2 separate regions of the Mus musculus genome follow, and region 2 is linked to region 1. A link is a contact called in ENCODE POLR2A ChIA-PET data. All regions are on one chromosome and are shown on one strand. Each heading gives the region's core, a stretch centred on a gene start or an enhancer-like site at or near the end of the contact. The rest is flanking DNA. Distances are from core to core; before and after follow the strand shown. Region 1 holds the start of Nt5e (5' nucleotidase, ecto). Region 2 holds the start of Snhg5 (small nucleolar RNA host gene 5).

Region 1 (7,969 bases), core at 2,285-4,784:
TACACCCAACCATTGGGCTGAAGTTGGGGATCCCTATGATTGAATTAGGGGAAGGATTGAAGAAGCTGAAGGGGAGGGCAACCCTATAGGAAGACCAACAGTTTCAACTAAACCAGACCAGACCCCAAGGAGCTCCCAGAGACTGAGCCACCAACAAGGCAGCATACACCAGCAGGTCAAAGATCCACCCTGGCACATATGTAGCAGAGGTCTACCTAGTCTGGCCTCAGTGGGAGAAGATTTGCTTGATCCTTGAGAGACTTGAGACCCCAGGAAAGGAGGAGGCCGGGTGCAGTGCAGGGGAAGCACTCTTTCAGAGTCAAGGAGGAAGAGGGGGAATGGGATGAGGAACTGTGGGAGGGGGGACAGAGGGAGGGCAATGCCTGGAATGTAAATAAGTAAAATAATTAAAAAAAAGAAAAGGAAAAGAAAAAAAAATGTCTGGAAGCCATATATGAGATGTAAAGACTATTGAAAATTTATGAGTTGTGGCTGAACAAAGCAGGTGGACAGCATCCTACCGCAAGGGGCCAGATAGAAAGCCACCCCAGAGTTCCAGCAGACTCTGTGGGATACAAAGGTCCAGTGGTAACCACTGGACCAAGGCACACACTCTCAGTCCGGTGACAGTGAGCCAGCCTTATCTTCATAGCGTTTTGCCCCACCCTGCTTACTTTAGGAACAAGAGTTTTATAAGTTGGACTACTCAGGCAGTGACATCACTAGCTCAGCATGCCAAGGGATCACTGACTTAGTATACATGCAGGAAGTAGGTTCTTTTCTAGATAACACTAGTTTGCCCCAAACCCAGTGTCTTGAAAGGGAGTCAGTTGACCTCCAGATAGCCCTTATCAAAATGTTCTTCCTTCATTGTTTCCTTGAGTGGGTAGGAGAACGGGGAATGTTGATGCTCCACTTCCCTGTGTGATCACACACCACTGAACATTCAATAATATCTTCAAATTATGTATTTGCATCTTGTGAATTCCTACAGACTTGAGGATGTAGCTCGGTTGGTAGAGTGATTGTCTGGCATACAGGAAGCCCAGGGTTCAATCCCCACTACTGTGTGAACTGCACAGTGACACATGCTTTTAACCCCAACACTAGAAAGACAGACACAAGAGGAAAGAGCTCCAGGCCATAGATGACAGTACAATGAGCTGGAGGGCATCTTGAACTGCACGTAACCTTGTCAAAGAAGAAGAAAAAGATTTCTACAGTTCAATTAAAGCAGATGCAAATGACAGGGACAGAAGGACAACAAAATGGCTTCATGGGTCAAGGTACTTACAAGCCTCGTGACCTGAGTGTCATCGCTAGAACTTACATTGTGAGAAAAATCTGCCCTGAAAATTGTCTTCTGATCTTTACACATGTGTTATATGTGCACACTGCACACATACACACGAGCGAAATTAATAAATAAATGCATTTTTTTCAATTGGGGCTTTCCCCCCCTCCCTTTTTTGAGACAGGGTTTCTCTGTGTAGCCCTGGCTATCCTGTTACTCATTCTGTAGACCAGGCTACCCTCAAACTCAGAGATTTGCTTGCCTTTGCCTCACAAGCACTGGGATTAAAGGTATGTGCCATCACCACCAAACTAATAAAAAAAAATTTAAAGGAAATGTCTACAAGAAAGGACACAAATGGTCCATAAGTTTCTATTTGTGTTTCCCAGTTGGTTTGACATGCTGACCATCTTTCAAACCAACTGGGAAACACACATAGAAACTACAGTGAGATATCACATGTGCCATAAGGTGACTATCATTTAAGACAAAAAAAAAATAGAGTTGGTGAAGATGTACAGAGACTTTTCGTTGCATGTGAGAACAAGCAACATAGCAGGTCCTTACTTCACCTCCCAACTAAACTATTTCATCAGCCGTGAACCCTGGTCTGATTCTGGTTTCATACCTTATGAATAAGCTGCTATGAATGTGAGCATTCAAATACACACCTAGTGTGAAGTGTTGGCTTTTGAAAGAAAGGAAATGCTGACACACTGAGTCTTGAAGGCATTGCACCAAGTAAAACAAATTCCGTCAGAAAAGAACAACTATGAGGTCCTTAGAATGATCAAATCTATACAAACTGGTAATGCAATGTTGACTGCCAGAGGCTGGAAAGGAAGGAAATGGAGAGGTGGTTTTGGTTAGTTGGTAGTTTAGTTTGTTTGTGTTGTTGTTGTTGCTGCTGCTGTTGTTGAGGCAGGCTTCACTAACTCACTACATGACCAGACTGTTTTCCTGCCGGGACTCCCAAGAACTGTAATTATAGGTGATTGCCACCGTGTTGTGTGGGAGTCACTGTTTAATGAGTTTACAATGCAATCTTGGAAAGATAAAAATGTTCTGGGAAATGAATGATGGCAAATATCTGTAAACTTAGGACAGTACGCGGTAATGCACATCCTGTATATATGATGTATATTTTATTGCAATTGAAAAGCAACTTGGTTGTGGGTGAGATAGGGCCTCACTATGTACCCCATACTTTCAACTCTCAACTCAGTCTCCTGAGTGCTAGGATTACAGGTATGCCCCAATGTAGTGTGTGTGTGTGTGTGTGTGTGTGTGTGTGTGTGTGTGTAACAATGCAGACCTGGTGCATTCTGGAATTGTGTGGGCATTAGATAACTTCTATAATGACCAGAACACACGGGAACCTCACCAATACTCTTTCCTTTCTCAGAACTACTAGCGTGTTGACTATACTTCATTCAAACACAGGGGTTAATCCATTAGACAGGGAATTTGTGCTGTGGCGATTTATATTTAATGATTTGTTCATAACAAATATGGATCCCCACTATTACTGCTAAAAGCTTTACACAAACACACACACACACACACACACACACAAACACACACACACACAAACACACACACACCACAAAAGGTAAGGGAGGAGCGCCCCAGAGTAGCTGTCAGGTTTACCCGCTAGGATCCGCCTTAGCTTTCAGAGCTGGCCCTATGCCACCGCTGAGGGTCCCAAAGATTGCTTTGCTCCTGAGATTCCAGCTCGAATACGTGGAGCGGTTGCGTCCTCAAACCTAAGTAGCGTCTCGGCCGGTGTGTCCCGGTCCCACCGAAGCAACCTTCCAGCGCACCTCTCAGGCGGGCTCTGGACCCCTCTCACTCCCACGTTTGTCTTCCTTTCCTTCCCCCCCCCACCCCCCCCGCCCCAGCCCCTTCTTTTTCGGCGACCGAGCCACCGAGCAACACAAGCCGCTGTACACTCTTCTGGAGAAATCGGTGTAATAGAGAGTGAGGATCCGGAACGCTGCCCCTGCAGTTGTCACCGCCGCCCGCCCGGGGACTGCGGCACCCAGCCTCTCGGACCTGCTCGCTCACCAGGCGAACAACCTCCTCTCTGTTCCCTGCGGGCTGCGTGTGCTGGGCCAGAGGCTCCCGGGTGCCTCGGGTGCCAGGGTCGCATCGGGTGACTCGGGGAGTGTGTCTGCAAGCGGGAGGGCCTGGGGCTGGAAGAGGCGGGTCTGTCCCCGCCCCGCCCTCCTCTACTCCGCAGTTTAGTAGAGGCCCCGGTGGCCGGTGCTCACTGGGCTCAGGGCCAGTCCACCCGCTCAACGCGCTCTAGCCAGCCATGCGTCCCGCGGCCGCTAAGGTACCCAAGTGGCTGCTTCTCGCACTGAGCGCTCTACTACCACAGTGGCCCGCAGCCAGTGCCTGGGAGCTCACGATCCTGCACACAAACGACGTGCACAGCCGGCTAGAGCAGACCAGCGATGACTCCACCAAGTGCCTCAACGCCAGCCTGTGTGTGGGCGGCGTGGCCCGGCTCTTTACCAAGGTGCAGCAGATCCGCAAGGAAGAACCCAACGTGCTGTTTTTGGATGCCGGAGACCAGTACCAGGGCACCATCTGGTTCACCGTTTACAAAGGCCTTGAAGTGGCACACTTCATGAACATCCTGGGCTACGATGCTATGGTAAGGAGAAAGTTCCCGGGGTAGGAGTCCCAGACCCAGAGAGAGAAAGGCTGGAGAACTCGCTAGTGGTCTGATAGTGCTCAGAGATGTACAGGTGGAACTCGACCCAGGCCACCTAAGGATTCATTCACTAAGTGAGGGCGTCTCTTAGATTATTTTCTTAAACTGATGTTATTGGGGTCCCGTAGCGAACTGAGACAATTAGAAGAGGGACCCTACTGCCTACAGGTGCTTCAGCTCGAGCACTGAAAATTATCAAGGGCTGGAGACCCATCCCAGTCTCCTCCACCTCTCCCATCTGCTCTGTCTTCCAAACAATTCTTCATCCTTACTTTACTGAAAGGAAATCGGGTCAAAAATTATTCAGGTCACCAGCCCCCAAGGAGGAAAACACATCCGATTGGCTCTGAAGTCCGAGCACAATGAGCTCACCTCCTTAGGTCGATTTACAGGTCAGTTACTTTTCTGTGACCTTATACTAGTTATTTATTAGACCTCGGTGGCCAAATCTGCTATGAAATGCGAAGAAGAATGTTGACCTCAAAGCACTGTTGTGCACATAATATAATAATATAATCTCTGTAACTGTTAGTTCTTGTTGCTCCCAGGCACTGCCTCAAAAGAGCAAGTTAAAAAAAAAAAAGTCAGAGAGAACCCAAACGCGGAAAAGCTGGGATTTCAGGGGCTCAATAAAAACCGATTGGCTGTAGAGATTCCGAAAGAGCCTAACTGGAGAGATAAGGGGGCTGGGGATGCAGCTCCATTGTTAGAGTACTTTCTTAGAATTCCAAAGGCCCTGGATTTGATCCCTGGCATCGCCCAAACTAGGCTTGCAGGGCAATCCTGGTAAAGGTTGAAAGATCCAAAGTTCAGAGTCATCCTTGGTTACAAAAGAGAGGCCAGCCTAGCATGAGAGAGAGAGAGAGAGAGAGAGAGAGAGAGAGAGAGAGAGAGAGAGAGAGAGAGAGAGATTAGTCCTCACTTCCCAACACTCTGTTGGAGGTGATGCCTTGCTTGTTGAGAAGGGATAAAGAATAATCAAATAAAACATAACTGAGATGTAACTGAGACGTAAAAATTAATTGAGCCACCACTCACATTCAACCCAGTGTGGATGCCTCCGGTAAAAGATTCTGCCCTGTTCTGGGGAAAAAATCAGAGACAACAACAACAATCATAAGGGCTTAGCAAGAGAAATAGCAGGGCGAGTTCTCAGAACTCTGTGAAACCAGAGGGTGTGGGAGGGAAAGTAAGGTGCAGACAGCAGACTACCCACTGTGTACAGGAACAGCTCAGAGGTCAGAGAAGGGTGAGAGCTCCCTTCCTACTGAATATTGGCTTAGAGACTCTCAATGCAAGAACGGCTCTAACAGTCCTTAAGCCTACAGAGTTGTCTGGGGAGGGCCATCATGCTCAGCAGCAGCTTGGCAAAAGAAATTCCGACCTCAAGAACTCTGCAGTCTCTCAGCTTTCTTTTTCCACAGCTAGACCTACTCGAAGCTTTGCAAGTGGTAACGGCAATACAAACATTTACATATTCGGATTGTTAACTAGCTCACGTCTCTACTTCCTCTCAGAAGGGTGGATAAACAACGTCTGGGTTTGCTTTGATTTCACATATAAGCCACAACTTTACAGCATTTTCTTTTTCGAACACTCTTTTTCTTCTCATGTGGGTAAATATTCCTTAGTAAAAATGCGTCCCTCTTTAAGACAGGATGGGGCCACAACAATGTACTACAAGTTGGAACCCATCACCCTTGAATGTTTAGAATACTTTTTGTGGGATGGAATTGCTTTCTTACAAATGTCTATCCAAGTCATTGAAGTGGGGCCTGAGGAAAAATAAGCTACACTGGCCGGTGTCAAGAGTGGGAGGAGAGGGGATAACAGAATCTATAGCTCCACTTTTCAGAGAGGTCTTTAGAACATATGGGTGGGGTGAGTCGTGGGTGGGGTTCAATACACATGATTTGGCCTTCGTGGACCATAGCTTTCACGGCTGTAGCATTTGGTTCCGCTCTGCAGCCTTTGTATCTCACAGAGGTTTACACTGTTGTGTTGCTTGTATTTTACTAAGCCTTGGGAGCCTAGTGATCTTCTACTATAAAAAATTCCTTGTCTCAGTTCCCTGCTGTGTCTTGATTCTGCGATGCTGGAAACCCAGATCAGAGTGAACAGCTGCTGTAGAGGGGTATCTCCAGTTCCCCATCCATGGAAGCCAGTGTAGCCTCGGAAATTAGAGCAGGAGCCTCCAAGACATTTTGTACTCTCTAGACCTGCCACACTCATGAGAGAGTTGTTCTGGTGGCTATGGAGGACCAGGATGAACTTGAAGACCCCCTTAGGTTCTGCTGCTAGGCAGAAACTGAGAGATGACAGAAGCAGCCAGGGAGTGTAGCTGTCTATCCTAGTGGAAAGACTAATGCGCCCTGAGGGATGAGGAGAGAGACACACCAAGCTATTACACAAACCAGCTCAGAGGTCAGGAAAGCACTGTACTGGTTTGGGTTTTTGTTTGTTTGTTCTCTCTCTCTCTCTCTCTCTCTCTCTCTCTCTCTCTCACATCCAGGAGAAAGGCAGACAGGAAAAGAACTCGAGGAAGCTCAGCTGTTTGCAGATTCTCTTATTCTTTTCGGCCTGGTTATTTCTGAGCCTCATGTTCCTTAACTGGGAAAGGTAACCCCCAGCCTATGGACATGGTACAATGAGAAATCCCTTGCTCAATTAAAGCTTAGTTCTCTATATCTCGGGTTTGGGAGGAAGAGGACGTGACAGCTGTCATTTATGTGGGTCTGACAGCCTTCCCTCCACCATCTTTTCTAAGCACCACTGTCTAAACTGTTCCTTTTAGAATGTTTTTCCTTTTTAAGTTCTCAGATAGCCTAAACTGGTCTCTAACTTGCTGTGTGGTAGAGGATGTCGCTGAACCTCTGATCATCCTGCCTCCACCTCTCAAATGCTACTTTTGTGTTCCTGTCTTGGTTACTTTTCCATTGCTGTGACAAAATGCTATGACTAAGGCAGCTTACTAAAGAAAGCATTTAATTAGGCCTATGATTGCAGAGTGTTAGAGTTCATGATGGCAGAGCAAAGGCGTGGTATCAGGAACAGCTGAGAGCTCACATCTTGATCCACAAGTAGGAGGCAGACAGAGAGGGGTTCACTGGGAATTGTGTGTGTCTTCTGAAGCCCCAAAGCCCTCCTCCAGTGGTACATCTCCTCTAACAAGGCCACACCTTCTAGATCTTCCCAAACAATTCTGCCAACTGTGTTCAGACTATGTGTTCAAACATAAGAGCCTATGGGCTGTTCTCATTCAGTCCACTACTGTGCCTTGCTTTTATGATTTTTCCCACCTCATTCTACATGTGCAGTGCCCCTGTGTGTGTGTTTAGGTACACGGTGAACTCTTCACACCTCATTCTCTGGTCAATTTGGAGATGGCTTCTAATCAACCCCCCCTCCCCCCACGCGCCTCATGAATTCAGCTGTTCTAAATATCTTCTGCTGATTCCATTGTGAGAATTTTCATATTCAAGTGCAAAGTTACTGGTCACAATATGTATGCTTGGTTCCTCCTTTCACAAAGGATTGCCAGCTGCCTTCCTGAAGGCTTAATAACCCAGGCAAGAACATTAATCTTTGTATCATTACTCCTTCTTTAAAAAAAAAAAGATATTTTTATTCTCATGTATGTGTACCAGATGTGTGCTGGTGCCTGTGAAAGCCAGATCCTCTCTGGAAATGGAGTTATTGGAAGCTGTTAGCCATATGATATAAAGGCTGGACACCAAATTCTGTCCCCTACAAGAGTATCAAGTGCTCGTAACTGTTGAGCCATCTCCCCAGCCCTCATCATTGCCTATCCAGCTTGTCAGTAGCTTGTGTTTTTCTAATAATCGGACATATCGAAAGTTGTTTTTGATAAGTAAGTTTGTGAATAATTTGGGTTTCCTCTTCATCATCTGATGTCATGTTTACAGATTTTTCTTTTTTCATTTTTTCCATTG
Region 2 (7,969 bases), core at 1,408-3,907, 200 kb after region 1:
TGTGTTTACCACTTCAGGGCCCAAGAAAACTCACTTGCGTTTCCCCATTTCTATTAGGTTGCTTTCCATTTTTGTCACTCTATACCTGTCCTCCAAAAGAGAATGGACAGTTCATCTCTGGGCTCCTTGGCAGACCAGTAATATCTAGAGCATACACAATAATTTGGACTATAACAACCAACTCACTTTTCAAAGGTAGCAAGGTTCTTTCACCAATGGCACCAGGAAGACATAACATGTACAGGGGGAAAGAAACCAGAGTCCCTCTGCTAAGTGTGAAGACTAGATCTCCTTTATCTCTAAACTGGGGACTGCCATCTCTGCAGTTGAGTGCTAGGACAATTTTGAGATACTGTATCAAAACAGAAGCCCATAAGCAAAGGAGAATGGAAGGGTGCAGCAGTTAATGTAGAAGCCCATTTAGTATTAGTACTTGGTAAGCAGAGGCAGGTGGAATAAAGACAAACCAAGCATAGAACATAGAAACTGTCTCAAAATTAAGAAATGTCCCAGCACTGGGGAGGCAGGTGGATTTCTGAGTTCAAGGCCAGCATGGTCTAGAGTTCCAGGACAGCCAGGGCTAGGAAACCCTGTCTAGAACCCCCCCCCCCAATTAAGAAATGGGTAGGGAGGGAATTTTTTGACAAGTTCTCAGGGAAACCTGATAATGTGTATGATCATGCTAGCTAGTTTGGGAGCTGACAGTGCGCTTTGCACAGTAACTTTGCAAACCCAATTCCCACAGAAGTGGAATGAACCATGTACCAGGGCACTCTGGTTAATCTTCTGACACAAAAAGAATTGAATAAATATTTGCAATTGAATGTTTTTTATTTCAATACTCCCCATTTTATTTCAATCACTGCCAGAATAAGGAAATAGCTCATAATGATGAACTGCAGCTTTATAGTCAGGATTGCATTCAGTCTGTACAGCTGTGTCTGTCAATCAGCTCACCTATGACCTTCACAGAAGAGAACACTGTCGAATGGATTGTCAAAACAATCCATTTACATACAGCCCACAAAAAAAAAAAAGTACAGGAATCAACTCTGCAGGCCACACCAGATGCTGTCCTGATAGGGACAGCTAGAGACATGTAGATAGACCCCATCTCAAACATCCCAGTACTAAGACTGCATTTTTTTGTCTATGCTTTTTCTGGATGGTCACATCTAGTTTTCATTCGCACGTCTTGTGTCACTGGCTCTAAAATATAAAAATAAGAACACAGGCATTATGTTACTGCCAACATTAAAGAAGAACACAATAGTCCTTTGCAATGGTCCATCTCAGAAGCCAGATCCGTAAGTATGGTTTTTCAACAGGAATTCAGGTTCGGGATAGGATCATCATAGACTAGACCAACGACAGTAAGCTCAGCAGAAAACAAAACAGAGCACCACTCACATGCACTCCTGCTGCAGGATCTTCACAGGCGGACTGGCATCTCTCGCAAGTTCTTGTGTCACTGGCCCTAAAATATAAAAACAAAAACACAGGCATTACGTCATTGCCAACATTAAAGAAGAACACAATAGTCCTTTGCAATGGTCCATCTCAGAAGCCAGATCCGTAATTATGGTTTTTCAACAGGAATTCAGGTTCGGGATAGGATCATCATAGACTAGACCAACGACAGTAAGCTCAGCAGAAAACAAAACAGAGCACCACTCACATGCACTTCTGCTGTAGGATCTTCACACGCAGGCTGGCATCTCACTGGTCAGCATTCACTACAGAAAGAGGTACCATGACATGCTATGAGTAAGAACTGCATTAACAAGACTACCACTTAAACACAATGGTCTTCTCTCAGAAGCTGCATTTATCTTCAGGTCATCATCTTCGGGATGTATTTCATCACTGTTCTGACCCGGTATGTCTCACAACTGTTTGTACAATCAATTTGTACACCATGCATTCACAACAGTCACTCCAAATTGCAAAGGCCAGAGTAGTTTGGCCAGGACTACTTCACAATACATTTCCAGGAACCCGGATTCTTACTTCACAACGGTATGTTTGCATGCTTACAAGGGAAAAAATCTAGGCTTCAATACACACCCTTTAAAACGGTCATGTTTTAAGCATGTTTCTTTCATTTATCAATTCTCTCAGATGCTTTGGGCTCCCCTCCATCTAATATAATGAAAAATCAAAAAACAAAATTTAAGCATCACACATCACTTCCTATTGCACTATAACAATATTCTTAAAATATAGAAGCTGCATCGCCTTTACCTTGGTTTCTTCTTGTAGCTGCTTTGAAGACGCGAAGAACAATGGCGCCATTGTCCTTGTGAACGTGCATATAATAGGATGTCTCTTTCGGTGACTCTAGTACCTTCGGAACAGCACAAAAGGCTGCAAACCCTGCTGTAAAAACCTACCCACGCGGGGACTCAGGAACTAGAACGCATGCGGCCTTCAGTCAGGCCGCTTAGTACGAATCTCACTGGGGCCCAGACTCCAATCCCGAAATATCATTAGCTGCTGCGCACTTCTCCGAGGAAGTTTACACCAGTACCCTAAGTTCAAGTCTCAGAAGCCTCCAAATCCTCGTTGCACCCCTATATTTCACTTGGTCATCCGACTGTAACTCACTCACCGACAAGACAAAGAATATCTTAGGCTCCGTCGTAAAAGAACGAGCCCGGTTCACCGCAGCTCCTTTTATAGTCTCCTTTGTGCGAGATCGAGGCTGCCCCTCCCTCTGTCACTGATTGGACGCGAGAGTACGTGGGGGCGTGGCTTTTCATGAAGCAACGCGTGGGAGCGCGCGCCTTGGACCTCTTTTTTTTTTTACAGGCCATTCCGGGGCGTGGTGCGCGCCGCCCGCCCGCCGCCGCGTGCATCTCCGTTGCTGCGCGCGCTCCCGCTGGCTCGCCGCCACCGGTCTCTTCCGAGTCTGGCGGGGTGGCTCAGCTCGACGTGGCGTGGGAGTGGCGCCAGAATTCAAACGAACTGCCGCAGTTGGAGGCGAGGTCACCGCCTGCTTCGAGCCTAGTCGACACGGACGGTCGGCGGCAGGGAGTGGCCTTGACTTCGCCGCGCAGGCAGCTTTGAGCGCCGCTGGTGGAGAAGCTTGGTTGCTACGGTGGCCAGCGCTGCGCTTGTGTATTCAGCGGGGCAGCCGAAGGGACCTGGGAGGACAGAATTACGCGGGTGAAAACCGAAAAGCTCTCCGTTTATCCTTCCTGCATTCTGGGGGTGCCGCTGGTCTGCAGACAGCCATGCTGTCCAGTGCAGGCTTATCCAACGCCTGCTTGGGCGCTCAACCAGGTCCAACACCAGATTCCCCCGCCCCCCCAAGTCTCCCACTCCGGGAAACAGACACTAGTGACAGTTATACTGTCAGAATGCTGAGAAGTTAAACATTCCGTTTCACAGAGGAGAAAGCAAGTCAAAAGCCGCCAGTTGGCCTAAGGTCACATAGCTATCCTTTGCTATTTTTTAAGTTTCTCCCTTCTAAATTATCTGCAGAAAAAAACTTAAGACTTCAAAGGTCAAATATATAATTCAAAGTAATTTAAATGTATGGATACACACATTTGGATATTTTAGCACTTGGAAGCTCGGGTCTTTATTTTGTAGCATTTTTTACTAATTATGTGTGCATTTGCTGTCAGTTTACATTAACAGTTATCCTCTGATCACCATACTTATAGACTGTGGCATGCATGCCCTCACACACATCATGCACACATGTGATAGTAATGGTAATAAGTGAATAAAAGCCGTTTGGGTAAGAACATCACATAAGGTTTGCCATAGAAAGAAGGTAGGGAATAGAATCACATGGTAAAAGCTTGTCACAGCATCTGGTTAAGGACTGTGCCTCTGGGCTACATTTCAAGCCTGTGGTCTTAATTTGGTTCTTTTTAAATCTATGTGCCCAGGTACACACATGCATGCAGAGGCTGAAGGGCAGCCTTAGGTGTTATCCTCGCAAGCACCATTTATTCCCTTTTGAGATAGGGCCTCTTACTGATCTGGAGCTCAGGAATCAGGCTAGACTGGCTGAGCACAAGTCTAGGAGATCCTTCTGTTTCTGCCTTCCAGCTCAGAAATTATAAGCATGGGCCACAACTAACATTTTTATGTGGTTCTGGGACTCAAACAATTATAAGTCCCTAGGCCTGCAAATCTAATGCTTTATCTATTAGAACCATCTCCACAGCTACAGTATTAGGTTTTTAAAGTTTTTAGATGAATGTTATCTTCAAAATGATTTTAATATGTATTTTTATTCTTTTTTTTTAAAGGCTCACCTTATTTTATCTATATGAATGCACTGTCGCTGTCTTCAGACACACCAGAAGGGGGCATCGGATCCCATTCCAGATGGTTGTGAGCCACCATGTGGTTGCTGGGAATTGAACTCAGCACAAGCAGTCAGTACTCTTAACCACTGAGCCATCTCTCCAGCCCCTTAGTTTGCTTTCTGTTGCTATGATAAACATAATGACCAAAATCAACTTGGGGAGGGAAAGGTTTATTTCAACTTAAAACTTCTCTAGTCCACCATGAAGGGAAGTTAGGACAGGAACTCGTGCAGAGATCATAGATGAATAGCTGCAGCTTAGTTGTGTGTGTGTGTTTGTGTAACCCAGGTCAATACTGCCTAAGGACCACAGGCAACACAGAGCTCCCACATTAATCGGTAACCAAGAAAGCCAGCCAGACTTGTCTACAGACCAATCTGAAGGAAGCATTTTCTCACCCGAGGTCCCTTTTCCCAGATGACTTTAGCTTGTGTCAAGCTGATAAACAAAACCCAATTAGGGTTAGTTAGACAACTTCTGCAAACCTGCCAAGCCCCGGGGTCTGTCTAGAAGGCTTGGCTGGAAGAAAGGTTGGCTGTGGGGTTTCCCTGGGGTTGGGGGGGGATAAACATCCCTTAGGGGGCTCACTGACTGGTGTCCAGAAGAGAGTGTGTGAAGCCTGACAGCATCTCTTTGCTTCCCAAGACACTTCCCTGCTTGCCATCCTCTGTCAAACAGCCACGCCTCGATGTACGAGCAGGTGTGGCTGATGAAATGGCTCTTCCTCAGTAGCCTAATGGTTCCTCGCTGCCCCTTAAAGCCTATGGTGGTGAGAGAGAGCGTTGATGTTCTGGTGACTCCTCTAGTTCTGTTAGCACGCTTCACCCAGGGTGGGTTAACGTCTGGTGGGTAGGCCAGGTACCTGCAAGACTGTCATATGGAGTGTCAACCAAGGAGGACACTCTGGCTTTGGCCCCAGCTTCTGGGACATGGGTGCTGAACATGGAGGTTCTATAGTCCATCAAATGCCAGAGCCTCGGGGTTTTCACACTTCCAGCCGGTCTGTGAGTGACAGCGGGTGTGTTTTGCCTACCAGGCCTGGTCTCCACAGCTCCTTCCTTGCATAGAGCTTTGCAGGCATGGTGTTATTTAATCCTCTCCATAGCCCTGTGAAGTTGCTCAGGACAAACCATTTATGGGGTCAAATATATGAGGCTTCAAAAATTGAAATTACACACAAAAATGACTCCTATTCAACTGGCCATCTTGGCTTAAGAGGCCTCTCTGGGTCATGCCTCTTTCCCACCAGGTCTAGACTTCTGACAGGGGCCCCAAGTGTATCCAAGGATGTAATCTGCATCTCAGGCCATGAAAGCCCAGTATCCTGCATTGACCTTGTCAGGTCACAGGGCCCTGGCAACGTGAGCTGGCCACAGGCATCCTATTGTTGAGGTTTAGTCCATTGCTATGTATTGTAATGCCGAATTCTCTATCTGAAGGTCTAGGCTTAGGCGTGACTTCTCATGTTTACAAGTTTTCGTTGTGCAAACTTTGTTTCTTGATTGAAAGCTGGAGGGGTTAGAGATAGGTGAATTTGGAGTAACTTGGTTGGATTGGGGGGGGGGAGACAAGGGATAAAGAGGAAGAACAAGGGAGAAAGAGGAGAAAGCCTCATGAGGGGAGGGGAACCATGAGCACGGGACCAGGAGAAACAGTGAGTACCTGGGCTACAGCGCTGGGGAGGTAGCCAGGCCAGCAGTTGGAGGAGTAGATTAAAGGTCACCTCCCCAGTAATTGTCAAAGCCAAATAAAAGAACCATAGTCTGAGTCTCATTTATTTATAATCTAGTTGGGGCTAAGCTTAAATTGTTCATACTCCGCCTATAAACAGCAAGTCCGGCAGTGGCATTTTTCTCAAGATCTTTGAGTCTGATAGATGTCCTGGACCATACTACTTCGCTAATGCTAAGAATTTGTTGTGCTGTTGGGAAGTGATGGCGCACGCCTTTAATCCCAGCACTTGGGAGGCAGAGGCAGGCAGATTTCTGAGTTCAAGGCCAGCCTGGTCTACAGAGTGAGTTCCAGGACAGCCAGAGCTATACAGAGAGACCCTGTCTCAAAAAAAAAAAATTGTAGTGCTGAGGAACATCTATACTTAAAACAAAATCAGAGCCTATTATATATAAGGAGTGGCAAAGCTTTCATTCAGAGGTCTTAAGTTTTCAATTAGCAATAATCACGCCTTGGATAAAACTCATTGGTTACGATACTGCCACTGCGCAAAGCTGATTCAGAGATCTTAAAAGTCACATATGGTTTGGAGCTGAGACAAAAGGATGGACCATCTAGAGATTGCCATATCCAGGGATCCATTTCATCATTAGCCTCCAAACGATGACACCATTGCATACACTAGCAAGCGTTTGCTGAAGGGACCCAGATATAGCTGTCTCTTGTGAGACTAGGCCGGGGCCTAGCAAACACAAAAGTGGATGCTCACAGTCAGCTATTGGATGGATCACAGGGCCCCCAATGGAGGAGCTAGAGAAAGTATCCAAGGAGCTAAAGAGATCTGCAACCCTGCAGGTGCAACAACATTATGAACTAACCAGTACCCCGGAGCTCTTGACTCTAGCTGCATATGTATCAAAAGATGGCCTAGTCGGCCATCACTGGAAAGAGAGGCCCATTGGACTTGCAAACTTTATATGCCCCAGTACAGGGGAATGCCAGGGCCAAAAAGTGGGAATGAGTGGGTAGGGGAGTGGGGGGGAGAGCATGGGGGACTTTTGGGATAGCATTGGAAATGTAATTGAGGAAAATACATAATAAAATAAATAAATAAATAAATGCAGCAGTGGAAAAAAAGTCACATATGGTTATGTATGACCCTCCTTTCTGTCTACATGAAGCCAAATGTCCATTATCTTCCCCTTGAAAAGCTGCTGCTGGATGATTGCACTCCTTTATTCCCAGGTCTCAGCTGGCAGAGCAGGCCAACCTATGTGAATTTGACACCATCCTGGTTTACAGAGTGAGTTCTAGGACCGCCATGTCTCAAAAAACCAACCAAACAAAAAAACAAGAAAGAAAACAAGCTGCTGCTCCTGCCTTTTTCCCCTAGCCGAGTTGGTTTTGTTGTTGTTGTTGGTGGTGGTGGTGGTGGTAGAGTGTGTGTGTGTGTTGGGAATCAAACCCAGGCCTTCATAACACATGATAAACAACCTTCTTGAAGCAGCCCACCATATTCATGGGCTTCAGTTTCTTCATTCCCTGGCCCATTCTAGGTTGGCTTCTACTTTGTATTGTCATGGAAATTGTGCTTATCCAATTAATTTCTTGTTTGGATTCAGATTCCCTCTTACCTAACTTGACTTTCCTAGAACAGTTCTTAATTCTGCTAAACTTTATAGAAAAATTGCCTAAGCATTAAAAAAAAAAAATCAGAAGTGCCCCTTTCTTCTCAGAAGGAAGGTGTCAATTTACATAATGTAATTCCATCCTGGATGTGGCTTAGAAAAATTGTATTTTGCAAAGGCAGCTGATTTCAAAAAAGCAAGGAATAATATGGGCCAAAACAAAAGAAATAATGAAAGCCAAAACAGACATCTGGAAAGCAAGAGTGTGGCCTGGTGGGATGAAGTCCAGGAGGGAGAATGGACAGAGTGGGAGGGACCACGCTGAACTGTGACTAAACACTT

The links. ChIA-PET counts read pairs that join two places held with the same protein, here RNA polymerase II (POLR2A).
Region 2: POLR2A ChIA-PET joins it to region 1 with 60 read pairs in embryonic stem cell. The contact joins the promoter of Snhg5 here to the promoter of Nt5e in region 1. POLR2A ChIA-PET finds 5 or more read pairs at or near these places in 3 of 5 experiments (Patski and embryonic stem cell).

The regions. Positions count from the first base shown.
Region 1 is chr9:88,324,075-88,332,043 of GRCm38, forward strand. It overlaps Nt5e (5' nucleotidase, ecto), which reads left to right and starts at 3,535. Exons shown (of 9, transcript NM_011851.4): 1 at 3,535-3,956. The coding sequence starts at 3,612. Gm51281 (predicted gene, 51281) reads right to left here and starts at 1,728; the gene lies at 1,669-1,728.
Region 2 is chr9:88,520,240-88,528,208 of GRCm38, forward strand. It overlaps Snhg5 (small nucleolar RNA host gene 5), which reads right to left and starts at 2,658. Exons shown (of 5, transcript NR_040721.1): 1 at 2,245-2,658; 2 at 2,068-2,142; 3 at 1,679-1,736; 4 at 1,411-1,477; 5 at 813-1,209. LOC115487267 (a small nucleolar RNA gene) reads right to left here and starts at 1,629; the gene lies at 1,558-1,629. LOC115487269 (a small nucleolar RNA gene) reads right to left here and starts at 1,361; the gene lies at 1,290-1,361. It also overlaps the pseudogene Gm22985.